Regions from separate parts of the Homo sapiens genome. Here region 2 is linked to region 1. The links are chromatin contacts, found by Hi-C in ENCODE. All regions are on one chromosome and are shown on one strand. Each heading gives the region's core, a stretch centred on a gene start or an enhancer-like site at or near the end of the contact. The rest is flanking DNA. Distances are from core to core; before and after follow the strand shown. Region 1 holds the start of PHF8 (PHD finger protein 8). Region 2 holds the start of ZXDB (zinc finger X-linked duplicated B).

What was found. Hi-C counts contacts between places; a loop is a spot of excess contacts on that map. Pooled maps may share reads with other maps.
Region 2: a loop to region 1 is called in a map of gastrocnemius medialis, with 10 times the contacts of the local background. The contact joins the promoter of ZXDB here to the promoter of PHF8 in region 1. A Hi-C loop is called at or near these places in 2 of 168 maps with a recorded cell type or tissue (gastrocnemius medialis and lower leg skin) and 8 of 50 pooled maps.

Annotation. Positions count from the first base shown.
Region 1 is chrX:54,043,148-54,050,936 of GRCh38, reverse strand. PHF8 (PHD finger protein 8) reads left to right here and starts at 6,464. Exons shown (of 22, transcript NM_015107.3): 1 at 6,464-7,175. RefSeq lists silencers at 2,247-2,541, 6,353-6,522 and enhancers at 5,873-6,332, 6,543-6,792.
Region 2 is chrX:57,587,418-57,595,206 of GRCh38, reverse strand. It overlaps ZXDB (zinc finger X-linked duplicated B), which reads right to left and starts at 3,196. Exons shown (of 1, transcript NM_007157.4): 1 at 1-3,196. The coding sequence starts at 3,158. The coding sequence ends at 747. RefSeq lists silencers at 2,319-2,508, 2,569-2,858.

The DNA of each region.
Region 1 (7,789 bases), core at 5,215-7,714:
GCCCACCTCGGCCTCCCAAAGTGCTGGGATTACACGCGTGAGCCACTGTGCCCGGCCACATTCATTTTTTTTTTTTTTTAAGACAGGGTCTCACTTTGTTGTCCAGTCTAGAATGCAGTAGTGGGATCACAGCTCACTGCAGCCTTGACCTCCTGGGCTCAAGGAATCCTCCCGATTCAGCCTCGTCAGTAGGTGGGACTACAGGTGCGCACCACCATGCCTGGCTAATATGTTAATATTTTTATTTTTTATAGAGACGAGGTCTCACTTTGTTGCCCAGGCTGGTCTTTTTTTGTTGTCGTTTTATTTTGTTTTGTTTTGTTTTGAGACAGCATCTCACTCAGTTGCCCAGCCAGGAGTGCAATGGGAGATCATGGTTCACTGCAGTCTTGACCTCAAAAGCTCAAGCAATCCTCCCACCTCAGCCTCCTGAGTAGCTGGGACTTCAGGCACGAACCACTACACCCAGCAAATTTTTTGTTTTTTAATTTTTAGTAGAGATAGGGTCTCACTTTGTTGTCCAGACTGGTCTCAAACTCCTGGGCTCAAGCAATTCCCCGTCTCGGCCTCCCAAAGTGTTGGGAGTATAAGTATAAGCCATTGCGCCTGGCCTGTCTCTTCAATTACAGGGAAGAAACTTTTATATTGTCTTCTTCATTGATATTTTATCTGAAACTTTTCATTTAATGTGTCTTTTGTGACAATCTTTAATTTTAATTTCTATTTCTAAGCCTTTGGATATTTGTTTTGCTGTGTTGCACCAGTTTTTAAAACCAGAGATTCTAAACTCTTTGAAAAATTATAATAATCCTCTCCATACACTTTACTGCAATGTCCATGGGTACTCGTTTATTTCATAATCATTTCCTTGCAAAGTTTACTGCCTGAGTGCCAGCAGTTCCTGTGCCAGTATGCAGGCCAAAGCGTTAATCTTTGTACAGGCCCTGGTGACAGGACAAGCTTGCCTCTCACAACAGGTCTCCTCACTGTTCCTGCACAGAGGCCCTCCTCTCTCCCAGATCTATAGCCACTGCTACCTGTGCTGCTGCTTTTGCTACTGCTGCCACTGTAGTCACTGGCTTGACGTCCCCTCTGGGCCCTGATGTCCCCCTCTGGTGTGTTTCTGCACACCAGGCGGCCTGTCAAACTGCTTGGTGGCATGCACATTGCCTGCAGTTTCCATAGGCTGTGGGTGCTGCCACTTAGCATATCCCTTCTGCTCATGTCCATGATCCATTGTCACAGTGGACTACACTTAGAAAAGACAAGCTCAAAGATAAAATTATCAATTTCAAGACAGCCACAGCATTACATTAAACCAAGCCTAAGGCCCCTTCTAGGAGCAGAGCTCGGTGAACAGGCACGCCCATGAAGCTGGCCCTGGAGGCGTGGGTTGGTGTTCTCCATTGCTTAGTTTGGCACCTGGGGCACCATCCTGCTAGTTTTTATTTCAAGTGTGTGCAAACCACATTTTGTTTCTGTGTTTCAAATTATGCAAAGAACCATTAATTGATTACCTTCCCATTACATTTATACACCAGTTGCTGTTAAATCCACACTAGTGGTATAAAGGAGTGGTTAAGAGCCTGGTCTCTGAGCCTGTATCACCAGGAACCCCTGCTAGGATACAAACTAGCTAAGTGACCTCCAGCAAGTGAATTAAAGTTTCTGTACTCAGCTTCATCATCCATACAATGCTAACAGTATTGATATCTACTTCATATGGTTGTTCTAAGGATTCAGTGACTTAATGCTTGTAGCGAGTTTGTAACAGTGCTTAGCACAGTAAGTTCTCAGATAATGTTATTTAGTATTATTTTGTCTTTTGTTTTTACTGTCCTTGTACTTTCAAGTCTGTTTCAGAGGACACCTGTTTTTCCTCATGTAAGTTTCCCCCCAATCCCCCCTTTTCCACTCATGTGTTTTATAGTTCACTGTAGCCCTCATCATTTTTTTTTTTTACCTCAATAGCTATAACATATATGTAGAGAAATGAATTGGAAAAGATCCTGCTGAGGTTCCCTCTAGAGAGGTAAGCAGGCATTGAAATGCCCTGTCACGGGGAAAGTTCAGCCTGGCTGTTTGAATGTTTATAATGGGAATGCATTTACATTACAATGGGATGGAACTGAATCTGTGTTATTAAAAATAAATGTTTACAACTGTTAAATGGAGGTGGGATGGGGGAGGTAGGCTTCCAGGGCAGCCTGGTGCTGTGGCAGCCAGGTCCCATCATGGGCTGCATCCTCTGAGACTGGACCAGTCCACACATTTCCAGGGCAGCAGCCAGCTGCCTCCCATCCTTAGCAGTGGCAAGACTTGCTTTGTCAGCAAATCTGACTGCCTCTGGTTCAGACCCCTGGCAGCTTTGCCTTTCCTAATATCCTTTGTCCACTCCCCACCTCTCAAGGACACTGGGGAGGAATTTTAGGAGTCGGGGTAGGAACCACTGTACCTAGGTCCAATGCTACCTCTTGTGAAGCCTTTCCTCACACACCCACTGAATGTGTTTGAATTAACTGTGACTGCCTCTTTGTTCCCACACCACACAGGTTGCTCAAACCTCTATGTAGCACTTAGGGTTTGACCTTTTCCAGCCTCCTTGTTTTGTTAATTTATTAGATCGTCTATTCCCTAAGGGTACACACAGGGTCTCTAATTCAGGCTTGGAGACCCTGACCCCCACCTGTAGCCCACCCAGTCCTCTTGCCCCCATCTTAGGGCTTTAGCACTTTTTTTTTTTTTTTTGAGATGGAGTCTTGCTCTGTCGCCCAGGCTGGAGTGCAGTGGCACAATCTCGGCTCACCGCAAGCTCTGCCTCCCGGGTTCACGCGATTCTCCTGCCTCAGCCTCCTGAGTAGCTGGGACTACAGGCACGTGCCACCACACCCAGCTAATTTTTTGTATTTTTAGTAGAGATGGGGTTTCACCATGTTGGCCAGGATGGTCTGGATCTCTTGACCTCGTGATCCACCCGCCTCGGCCTCCCAAAGTGCTGAGATTACAGGCGTGAGCCACCACACCCGGCCAACACTTTTGATTCCTTTTGCCTTTGTCCCTAGCTAGCTCTTTTTGTTATTCAGGTCTCAGCTCCTGTCACCTTCTCTGAGAACCCTTCCTTGACTACCTTATCTAAAATAGACTGCTTTCCTTTCAAATCATTCTCTATCTCATAACTGGTCTTACTTTCCTGATAGCACTCACCTCAATTGGAAATTCTCTGATTTGCCTCACTTTTTATCCGTCTCCCTTGCTGGAAATGAGTCACAGGAGGGCGGGGACTTGTCTGTTTTGTTTACCCCTAAATCCCCAGTGCCTAACAGTAGGTGTTCAAGAAAATATGTGAATGAAATTCACATATTAATGAAATTTTATTTGATCATTGACTGTTTCCGCCAGTAGACTGTCAGCTGCATGCAGGCCAGGGCCTTATCTGGGGTACCTCAACATCCTCAGCACCTAGCACAGTGCATGATGCATAGTAGATTAATAAAGAACTGTTGGGTGAGGGAATTAATGTTCCACACACACCTGAACTCAACATAGTCCAAATTAAATTTAGTCTCCTCCCCACCAAATCTGTTTTCTCTTCTGCGTAGCCCAGTTCATTCAGTGGCACCGTCATCTATGCTGACACTCAACCCAGAAGTGAACTCACACCCCTTTCACTCACTCATCTGCTATTATCAGTTTCCAAACACTGCCTAGTCAACCTCCAAAATATCCAAATTATCTCATCTTTTTCTACCCTTTCCCAAACTATCCTGGACCAATTTTTTCCCCCCAACACTAGTGAAACAGCCTCATTCCTCCTGACTCCTTGTGAAGCTAAGACATCTTAAACTGCAGGACCTGTCACTTTCCATAGGGTCACATGGTGATGTGTTTTATAAAGTTCACAAAATACATTTAAACAACAATTGGTTCAAAGTGCTGTCCCTTTCCACTGAGGGCCTGGCCATACTTTCCCTTGCATTAGGTGGTGTTGGAGCTGCCTGACATTTTTGAGATCCACCTAAGGGGAAGTTGATTTGGGGGATATATTTAGGTTGGGTTTCATGGGATATTTGTTATTTAAAAATTCATTTTATTTTTATTTTGTAGAGACAGGGTTTCACTATGTTGCCCAGCCTGGTCTTGAACTCCTGGGCTCAAGTGATCCTCCCATCCTGACCTCCCAAAGTGCTGGGATTACAGACATGCAATCTGCACCCGGCCCCATGGTACATTTACATGTGCCTTGTATCACTTCTCTTCGTAATTATTACCCAGGTGAAGGAATTGCTTGTAGAAATACTCTTACTGCCTACCTTTGAACCTAATTTTGTATTCATAAGTCATTTTTTTTTTTTTTGAGATGGAGTCTCGCTCTGTCACCCAGGCTGGACTGCAATGACACAGTCTCGGATCACTGCAACCTCCGCCTCCCGTGTTCAAGCGATTCTCCTGCCTCAGCCTCCTGTGTACGTGGGACTGCAGGCATGTGCCACCACACACGGCTAATATTTTTATTTTTAGTAGATATGGCGTTTCACCATGTTGGCCAGGCTGGTCTCGAACTCCTGAACTTGTGATCCGCCCGCCTCGGCCTCCCAAAGTGCTAGGATTACAGACATGAGCCACCGCGCCCGGCTATTTTTTTCTTAAAGACGTCTCACCCTTCCTCCCCCAAACCATATAAGCTTCAGGTCCCATTAAACCTGGACCTTTCAGTGCAGTGGCTCAGGCCTGTAATCCCAGCGCTTTTAGAGGATCTGAAACCAGGAGTTTGAGACCAGCCTGAGCAATATAGCGAGGCCTGGGCTCTATAAAAAATAAAAAATAACCGAGTGTGGTGGTGTGCGCCTATAGTCTCAGTTACTCATGAGGCTCTGGCGGAAGGACCGCTTGAGTCCAGGAGTTCTAGGGTGCAGTGAGCTATGACCGCCCAGCCTGAGTTGACAGAGTGAGACCTTGTCTCTAAAACAACAAACATAAAAAAAAAAAAAAACCCTAAACCATCCTCTGGGTAAGTCACAAATATGAGACTAAGCTACCCCTGCTCAAAAACCTGTGTTTTCTTTTTGCTAACTGCATACAATCTAAACTCTTTTGCATTTCGCAATCTTTCATGTTGTGACCCTTTACTGTTTGACCTCCTACCTATCTCTCTTCTGTTTTCCTTGTTCCAACAATATTCAACTTCTAGTAAATATTTTTCTATGTGCCTCCATGCATTTGTACACGTTGATCCTTTTGAGTACAATGTTCTCGCTTGTTTATTTAAGTGAACTTAATCGTCCATGTCCCCCTGCCGTCTTTCTTACAGCAGCTGCAAGCAGCTTGTAAGGCTCTTTTGTAGCTTCATGTTGCATTTTGCAAAGGTCATTTTGCAGGTGGTATTTGTGTGCTTACTGTGCCTTCTATTCCAATTGTTTACTCGCAACTTTGTTTCCTGCACTGGCAGATGCCCTCCCACTCCAGAGGCCCTGTTTTCACCATTGCATCCCCAGGGCCTACCCCACCATCACTGGTTAGTAAATTGTGTGCACGCACACATTTCCTTTTTAAAGCAATGGGACCCTTTAAGAAAATGAAATAGTAAGATAACTCCTAGAGAATTTTCTAGAATGTTTGAGAAAACCTAGGCCATCTTGAAGCATATGTACGAAGCTCCACTAACTCAGCAAAGCTCCACTAACTCAGCCTTTCCTCTCATCCCCCCTCCTCTCCCCTCCCCTCAGGCTATAGTCAGAAAATTGTGGGACAGGTGCAAACAAATCCTTGAACTGTATTTGAACTGAAGTGAAACAGTAGGGTCAAAGAAGAGTTCAGAGGGAGTTGTGGAGTTGGCAGCAGCTTTACAGAGGAACTACACTGAGGGCCTGGGGACAGAACGCGGGTAGCACAGGGCACAAGGTTCAACGTCCCTGCTCCGGGACTCAAGTCACTTGGCTTCTCGAAGCCCCTGCCTTCATTTGGTGATAATCACAGAGCTTCCTTCACAGGGGGAAGAACCAACAACGCAGAGACCGTGGGAAAGAGCCCAGCCTATCGAAGGTGCTCAATGAACAGGAGCCGCGGTGAGTACTCCGCCTCTACCCCGGCTGAAGCCCGCCCCCGCCGCCACCTATTAATTTTGTAGTTTGGAGTCACCGAGTTCACCTCCTCTCATAGGAGGAGAAGGCTGGGGAGGAGGAGTGTGCGAGTCGGGGTAGCTGAACTCCCTGTTTGCCCGGAGGAGGGGGAAGGCTAGGAAGTTTCGGGCCCCACTCAAAATGGAGCCAAACGTCTGCCTCGCCTAAGATGGCGGCTTCTCCGCCTCTGGGCTCAAGGTCTTCAGCGGCGATTGGGCACCTTAAAGAGACGAGCGGGTCCAAAGGTGGCTGAGAACCGCCCTCCTTTCTCAAGGTGGCGCCCCGCCCCCCCGATGACGTCACCCGGGAGCCGGCGGCTCGCGGTTCCCCGCCTCCGCCGCGCTCACCTCGCGAGTCCAGCCCTCATAAGATGGCGGTCGCCTTGGTTGTCTGGGTAGCGCCGCCACTCTCAACATGGTAGCTGTTTATCCCGTATTTCTCCTCCCCTCTCCGCCTCAACTTCCTCATTGTTTTGAATAAACTTTATTGACTACTCCGAATTGCCTACCACCGCCACTGGGCTTCTCCCAGCGACTTTTCGGGCCGTGTGCCTCGGACGTGGCGGCCGGTTCATCTCTTTCCCCGTTGGTTTGCTCGCGAGTATCTCCTGCCGGCCCAGCGACGACGCCACTTGCCCGTTCGCCGGGCGGCCGCCAGACTAGGCCCAAGCCGCGGTCTCCAGTAGGCCCGAACGGCCGGGCCGAGGGGAATGTTGTGGAGGAGGCTGCTCTGAAGCACCGTTGAGCGGCTGGCGCCGCGCGACCCAGCGGGGGGCTCGAGGGGAAGGCGAGCGAGGTTCCCGGCGGTACGGGGACTATCCCAGAATTCGACGCGCGTCGCCGTAGGGGCCGGAACTACCGGACGAGCCTCCGCTGAGGCGCTTCGCAGTCCCGGAGCTAGCCCGGCTGCCGGCGTGTCGCTGGGGCTGAGCTCCGCGGGCGTGGAGTCCTTGCAGCCCAAAGCATGAGGAGGTCCCTGTAGGATTCTGGACTGAAGACGTTCTTGTCAGGTTTGGGGCGTGAGGAGGTTCCTGTCAGTTGGGGAAGCGTTAAGATTCCTGTAAGTTTTGGGGGCTGCGAGGCTATTACTGTCAGTTTTAGGATATACTGTGAGGTACCTGAACATTTGGGGAGACTAGGGAGCTCTCATCAGTTTGAGGGGGGGCTGCAAGGAAACGCTGCCAGTTTCCGAGCGATGCAAAAGAATCCTTGCTTAGTTTCGGGAGTGTGAGGAAATTCTAGTCAGTTTGAGGGGTTTTGAATAGATCCTTTTGAGTTTCAGGGATGCAGCCAGAACCCTGTCATCTTTAAAGTACAGAACGAGCTGGTCAGTTTAGAGATTTATATTTATTTCAGTTTTGGGGGTGATGAGACTCCTGACTGGTCGGGGAAGGAATGATATTGAGAGTGATGGAAAGGATTATTTAAACTCTCCGAACACGACCCCAGAACTGTGATTTGAGTTGGGCGCCTAGTCTTGTCTGTCTTGTTCGTGAAGGCTTTGAGTAACCTGAAGAGACTTTCAGGGATCCCTTATCTCTCTCTGGTTGGCCCTATTTCAGGTGGTGAGAGGAGGGTCTTGTCTTGAGATACCCCCAGCCTCATTTTTGACGCTGTGGTTTGCGTCATAATAGAGGGAGCCCTGTGAAACAGGGGTCAGCTAGGGGAGGGTTC
Region 2 (7,789 bases), core at 1,947-4,446, 3.5 Mb before region 1:
TTAGGAGATTTACGGGATTCTACTAATTAAAAATAATAAAACAAGTAGCATTTATGAGGCAATTGGAAGTTTGAACCCTCACTGGATATTTACTGATATTAAAGAATTACTGTAAATATCACTTGCGATAATGGAATTATCATTTTTTTCCATATCATCCCATAGCTTTCAGAGATATATAAAGAATATTTATGGATAAAATGATCAGATGTCTGCTATTTGTTACAAAATAATACTAGAACATGGGGAGTGAGTGAGGCTAAGTTAAAAAAGATTGTTCATGGATTCATAATTGCTGAAATTGAGTGAAAAGTACATGGATGTTCATCATAGTATGATGTAACATTATGTATGTTTGCCAAAAAAAGAACATGTCAGGGCTGGGGGGGCAGTTAAAAAAAAACGCATGCCACATCACTGAAAAACGTCCTCATATTTTTCAAGGAAAGAAATGTATTATCAAGGAATCACAGAGCAGAAAGACCTTAAAAGCAATCTATTCAAACCACCTCAATTTATAAATAAGGAAATTAAGGCTCAGATAGGTTAACTGACTTGCTCAGGGTCACACAACTTGTCAGTTCCAAACTCAAGATCAGAATTTAAATCTCCAAACTTGTAGTCCAGGGCTGTGCTCTTTTTGCAAACCAAAAAGAAATGACTGCACTTAAATATTTAGTCCAGAATATCCTCAAAATTGACTGTAATAAAAGTAAGCCACATGATGAGGAATGAATAGAGTTGGTTCATACCAAAAATGAGCTGCCAGTCACAGTGATAAGATCTGTTTCTTTCTGAGAACCATGGTTTCCTGCTGCATTGGGGAATCCAAACTGGGTTTCTCCCTCCTGTCCAAAGAAGTCAGAGTCAGGATGTACGTTCCACTCCGCTTTGGTTGGTGTCAGTAGTTCTGAGACACTGTTTTCACAAAGGGTGCTCGAAGGAGTCAGAGCATCTGTGTCCACTGTTAGCTTACTGCTGGGTGTCAAAGCCTGAGGCTCTGGACTGGAGTTTTTCATGGCCAAAGAGTCCAGAGATCCCAATGGCCCCACACTTACACTTGAGACCTCATCCATATTTAAGGAGCTCTGCTGAAAACCAGTGGCCGCCGTTCCAAAAAAGAGAGAGGTATCCAGACTTTGAGGAGGGTCGCTGGTGGCCATCAAGGACGGAGGGTCCACAGCCTGCCCTACGGAATTATTATTATTAGCAGGGAGGTGCCCTGCCAGAGTCGAGCTCACAGAAGCCACATCAATAGTCAAGATTCCAGAGTTCACCAATGCTGTGTCCAGCAATGCAGCAGAAGTACTGTCAGGTACATCAGAGAAGAGAGACACTATCTCTGCATCACTGAGATCATTCTGTCTCTGGCTGGTAAGTTCACTGCTGGGTGTGAGAGAATTTGCTGCTTCTAGCTGAGCTAAGAGATCCTGGCCCACCTTATGCCTTTTAACCATGTGCGTCTTCATGCTGTGCTTGGATGTGAAGAGTTTATTACAAGAGGAGATCGGGCAACGGCTTTTCCAAGTGTCCACATCCTGCAGGTGTTTCTTGGAGTGAATGTAGAGGCTACTGCGAGCAGAGAACCTGGCACAGCAGCCTGCCACAGGACACACGAAAGGCTTTGTGCCCAGGTGGGTTATGCTGTGGCCTTTCAGATGTTCCGCCCTCGTGAAAGATTTCCCACAGCCTTCCACAGGGCACATGAACCTCCGGTCATCGTCGTGCTTTCTTTTGTGCCTTAAGAGTTTGGACATGCTAGTGAAGTTCCAGCCACAGCCATCAAAGTCACAAAGGAAAGGTCTCTCGCCGGTGTGACTCCGCAGGTGAATTTTCAGCCTACAAGCCTTGTCATATTGTTTGCTGCAGCCAGGAAAAGAGCAGGAAAACAGTTCCTGTTCCCTGAAATGGGCGCGGTTATGGGAAAACAGAGCACTCACTGTGATAAATGTCTTCTTGCAGCCAGAAAACGCGCACTGGTAAGGCCTCTCCGGTTCGAAGTGGCTGCGCTGGTGGGCGCTGAGTTTGGCCTGCGTGGGGAAGCTCTCCTCGCACACCTCGCATTTGAATGAGTTCTCCTGCTCATGGCCCTTCATGTGCGCCTTGAGGTTGTACACTGTGGTGAAGCTCTTGCCACAGCCCTCTGCCGGGCAGCCAAAGGGCCGCAGTTTGTCGTGCGACTGCAGGTGCCTCTTGAGCTTGTAAGAGGTGGTGAAGGTCCAGCCGCAGCCACCCAGGGGGCATTTGAAGGGCCTCTGGCCCTGGCTGCTGCTGTGCGTCAGCAGGTGCACCTTCAGCTGGTGCTTCTTGGCGAAGGTTTGCCCGCACTGCGCCTCGGGGCACAAGTACAGCACCACGCCTGGGCCGGAGCCCAGCGGTCCGCGGGGGCCCAGGGCGGCGGCCGGGCCCTCCGCCTCCTCCTCAGGCGCCGGAGCTGGCGCGGGTTCGGCCGGCTCAGCTAGCAGGAGGTCTGGCGGCAGCTCTGGGCAGTCACCCGGGTGCGCGGCATGCGGGAACCCAGCTTGCGGGGCGATCAGACACCCGGGCTGCTGGGCAGGAGCGGCCCCTGGCTCCCAGGCGTGTGGTGGGGGCGTGGCCAGGGTGAGGACGCCGTTCTCAAAGCGCAACAGCAGGTCCTGGTTGTGGATAGTGACTGTGCCCGCGAAGGCCGCGGCGGGGCCGGGGGCGGAGATCGGGGCCGGAGTGGGAACCGCGGACAGGCAGCGGGGGCCTAGCGCAGTGGGCCCCGCGGGATTCGCGCCGCTCTCGCCCCCCTGGAGCCCCGGGCCCTCCTCGGCCTCCTCCCTCAACACAGGCCCTGCGGCCTGACCGGAGCCCGCGGTCTCCACGTCGCCACCCACCGGGTCAAGCAGCACCAGGAAGAAGTCGTCGCCGCCGCCGCCGCCGCCGCCGCTAGGTTGATCGGTCCTCGGCGCCAACAGGCTTGGGCCAGGGCCCCGTGATGCCGTGCTGGCCTCCTCGCGCCGCCGCCCGGGCCCGCCATCTTGGGGGCCCCGGAGCAGCAGGAGGCGGCGCGTGGGGACCTGGCCAGCCGGCGAGTCAGGGCCTCGGTGGACTCGGCCGCCACCCGCGGGGATACCGCCGCCGCCGCCGCCCTGTAGTGTCCCGCGAGCCGGGAGCAGCTTCGGGATTTCCATCTCTGCGTCCGAGAGGCTCGGCTGGAACCAGAGCCGAGGAGGAGGCGCGATCCCGCCCCCTGCCGCGGGCCTGAACACGTTCCTGAAAGGGGAAAAAAAAATGTGCAATGCGCAGAAACTGGCCCTATCAGATATTAAAACGTATTTAACGCCACAGTGATTTAAATATTCTGGTACTGGGTCTCTGGAACAGAATAGAAAGCCCAGAGGTAGAGCCTGGTATGCATAAATACGTTCTACAGTTAATATAAGTAAGTAATTAAGGGGGTCTTCTGAGGTAATGGGGAAATGACGACAGCTTGTTCAGTAATGCTGTGGAACACCTAGGTATCTATCCGCTGGAAGCAATTTTAATCCATGACTCATTGTATATACCCAAATAAACACACCCCAGCCCCTCCCAGTGTTAGATATGTTGCTTCGTACTTTCTGTGTGTTAAAATTTGCTGGCTGGCTGGCTGGCTGGACTGATGGATGAAAGACAATTCCTGAGAGAAAAAACTGTCTCTGTGTCAGCATTAAACCACCATAGCGCTGGCAGTTCTGCTGAAAATGTCCTTCCCCTTCCCACCTCCCCGCGGGACAACTTCCATATTCACAATTATCTTGAGCAAAGTCTTCGGTACAATTTGCCGCATAGTTCAAATTTTGTCTTGCTGATACAGACATTAGAATGAGTGAGAGATGCGGCCAAAACAGGTTAGCACTCTTCAGCCTAGAAATTCAAAGTCTGGAGGATGAAACAATTTACACTGAAATCTGGAAAAAACCCAACCTTCTCCTGGCTTCTCCCTATACAGTGCACAACCTAAACCAACTTTTGCCCTTCCACCATCGGTTGTACTGTGATAAATTTCATGTCTGCTCTCACAGCACAATGAGGGCATTCATTCCTCAGTTTACTCTGCCTTCTCCAGCACGTGGAGGTCTCTGGGCAGGAGTTTCAGTTAAATGTGTTTAGGTTAAATCCTGAGTCACTGCAATGGATTCTGCCAAGTAAAAGGCACAGACGATCTTGTCCAATCAACCTGGTGTACCTGTTCACATTTAAGTGTGGTGGCCCAGGCTTGCTGGGCCTGTGGTGCCTAATGATCTTATTAATGATGATGACAATCCTTCATTTTGTCCGTTACGACTGAGTTGGGAATTGACACAAATATAGGGTGAAATATCTGAGATAAGAAAGCTTAGAGTAATGACTAGATTGGTGGTGGTGGGGGAGCGGGGTGTAACCTGTTGTTTAAATACTCCCAGCTCTCTCGCCCTCTTTTAATGACAGTGGACACTTGGTCTCTTGAAAATCAAGCTATTCATCCATAACTATTTGAACCTCATCAAAATGTCTACTCCACATACTTTTCTTTCTATTACTTTTTCTGGTGGAAGCATTTTTCAAATCTGAGGTATAGAAGAGTGCATAAAACATATTTGTATCGTTTAGATTATTTTACAAAAGCAGACACCTGTGTAACCAGGACCAAGGTCAAGCAATAGACCACTGCCAGCCTTCCAGAATACAGCCGCTGTACTCCTCCCAATCACAACCCACACTCTCCTATATGAATATAGTCATTGCCCTGACTTTGTAATAATCATTTCACTGCTTTCCTTTATAGCTTTATCACTTTTGTACGCATCCGTAAACAATAGAGTTGATACGAAGTTGTATAAATGGAATCATACGGCAAGTTTCCTTTTATAACTTGTTTCTTTCACTCTGTATTATACTTGAGACTCATCCATGTTGTTCATAATAGTTATAAGTAAGTAGATCCTTTGTCTCCATCGACTGTCGTTCCAGCATATGCTTATAGCAAAGTGATTATGGTATGATTATACCACTCCATTCTACAGCAGATGAACATTAGGATTGCTTCTATTTTTCAGCGATTATTATGAACATTCTTGCACATTTCTCATGGGACACATGTGTAAAAATCTCTCTAGGGTATATATCCAAGAATAGAATCACAGGGCCATAGGGTATGGATATCCTGAGCTTTACTAGATGATGCCAAATTGTTCTCTGTAGTGATTGGGCAAGCTGTCAATCCCACCAGCAGCACAGAGAGCCCCTACTGCTCCACATCTTCACCCACACCAAGTATTGCCAGAATTTAAATTTTGCCAGTCTACTGGTGGGCAATACCCAAATTACTAGTAAGCTTTAGCACATTTTCGTGTTTATGAGCCTTTTGGAGTGTCTACTCCGAAGAAGGCCTATTCAAATTTACCTCTTTTAACCCATGTTTCTATTCTATTGTTCATCTAGTACTTACTGACTTAATGAGCCTGTTAAATATTTTAAATACTAGTCCATACCTGTGGCCAAAATATTCCCTTGTTCTGTTTGTATTTCCCATTGCTTTGTGCTGTGTTTTGTGAACAGAAGATCTTAATTATAATATAGTCAAATTCATCATTCTTTTCCTGATGGTTAGTGTGTTTTTGTTTTAAGAAATCTGTTTTAAGAAATCTTTTCTGTTTTAAGAAACCCTGGGCCATGAAAGCGTTTTCTATATTTTCTTCCAAAATACGTATGCTATTGCCCTTCACAGTCAGGTCTTAATCCACCTGCAATTGATGTTTGTATATTGTGTTGAGTGGGGTTCCATTTATTTATTTATTTATTTATTTGTTTGAATATCCAGTTTTCTCAGTGAACCACTTATTGAAAAGTCTGCCTTTTGCCAACTGATTTACAGTGCCATAAATCAAGTATCTACCCATATGTGGGCTAGTTCCTATACTCGCTATTAAGTGCTCGGCCCTATTTGTTTGAAATATCACACTGTCTTAATTACTACAGATCCATAGTCAATTCTGATATTTGGATAAGGCAGTAAATTCTACATCTTTCTTCAAAAGTGTCTTGGCTACTTTTGGCCCATTTCAATTCCATTTAAATTATAAACTCATCATAAAAACTTCAACCAACAGCTAGTTTGGGGTTCTAATTCATATTGTGCTGATATTTTAGATTTGACTTCTCAATATTGAAAGTTTGGTTCATGGCTTTGGTCTGTCTCTCCTTTTAATAAGGTCTCCTTTAATGTGCCCAAGTAATACTTTATATTTTTCCCAAAAGGCAACTTTTTTGTCCTAGGCACTTCATATTGTGCAAATCCTGTTTGGAATTTTTACTGTCTAAATTTGTTTCTGGTAAATAAATAGGATGCAATTGACTTTTGTTCATTAAGATTTTATCCTACAAGCGTATAAACTCTTCTATTGATTCTAATAATTTGTCTGTAATACTTTGTGGAATTTTATGTACACTGTCATATCATCTGTAAATAGTGCCAGTCTTTCTTCTTCCTTTCCAAATATCTTATTTCTTTTTCTTGCTCTACTGCTCTGTCTGGGACCCCATCACCACCCCCAGTAAACTATTGAATAGAAGTGGTGATAGTGGACATCCTTACTTGATGAAGCTCTTAAAGAGAAAGCTTTCAGTGATTCTCCATTAAGAATGATGCTTGCTGTAGATGTTGTGTTCTGTAGCAATATAGATTCAATCCAGAGATAGAAAGCACACAGTGATCTAGAAAGAGAAGGTTTAATATAAAGAATCATTAAACTATGATAAAATATCTTATATAGAATACAAGACAACTCTATATGGGGTTTTCTGGGACTGGGGGAGAGTATCCAAGGAAAGACAAACTTAGAATGAAAGCTTCTCCCCAAGGCTGGATTTCATACCTAATTGGAGAAGAACCCACTGGATGGCAGAGAAGTTCCACTGGTTTGCCAGTACCTGAGCTGGTCTGCAGAGCTAGAACTGGTCTACGATCACAGAGGAAGCAAGAAGCCCCCCTTTGAAGCACGGTAGTGTGGACAAGCAATAGCTGGTGGCTAGTAAGTGGGTGTGAAGTAGGGGTTGGGGGGCCTGGCTCAGTTGGAGGCCTGGAGTAAACAATGCTCCATGCACAGGATTAGGGTGGGGTCTCAGTGTTGAGATGGCTGCAGTATTGACAGGACTACATGAACCTGGTCGTGTGTGTGTGTGTGTGTGTGTGTGTGTGTGTGTGTGTGTGGCTGTGGAGCAAGTGAGCAGAGAGAAGCAGTAGGCAGATGACTTGGAGAACAGCATGTCCCTATCAAGAAGGCCACAAGAAGCTGATCATTAGGGCACAGCAGGACTGCAGGTTTGCTGAGAGACAGTTGTTCTGGGCCCAGGCCTGAGACAAAGCTTCTTGAATGTCCTCACGTCCACAACTCTGAGAACCAGAAATCATAGAAGTACCACTTCCTCTTTCAGTGTCTGTCCCTACAGAGCCCCCTATTAAGTAAGTGTAACATTATGCTCTTCGATGTTACTTTAAAGGAGAGATGCTTAAAGAATCCCTCTATTATCAAAGAATATATATTGAAGGGTGAATTTGGAGCTGAGAGGTAATAAATTGATAACTGGCTTCATATCCTGTATCAGGTTAGAGGAGTCCACACTCTCTGTAGTCAGTATCAATAGTAGGCACCCTACCTGCCGGGTTATAGTTGTTGATTGCACAAGGGAGATTATCTACCACCCTGTTTTTGCTCTGGTAAGCCTAGACTTCACCACTGGGTAATATATCCATGTAACAACAAGTACATGGTACTTATCCATGTACTTGTACCCCCTAAAG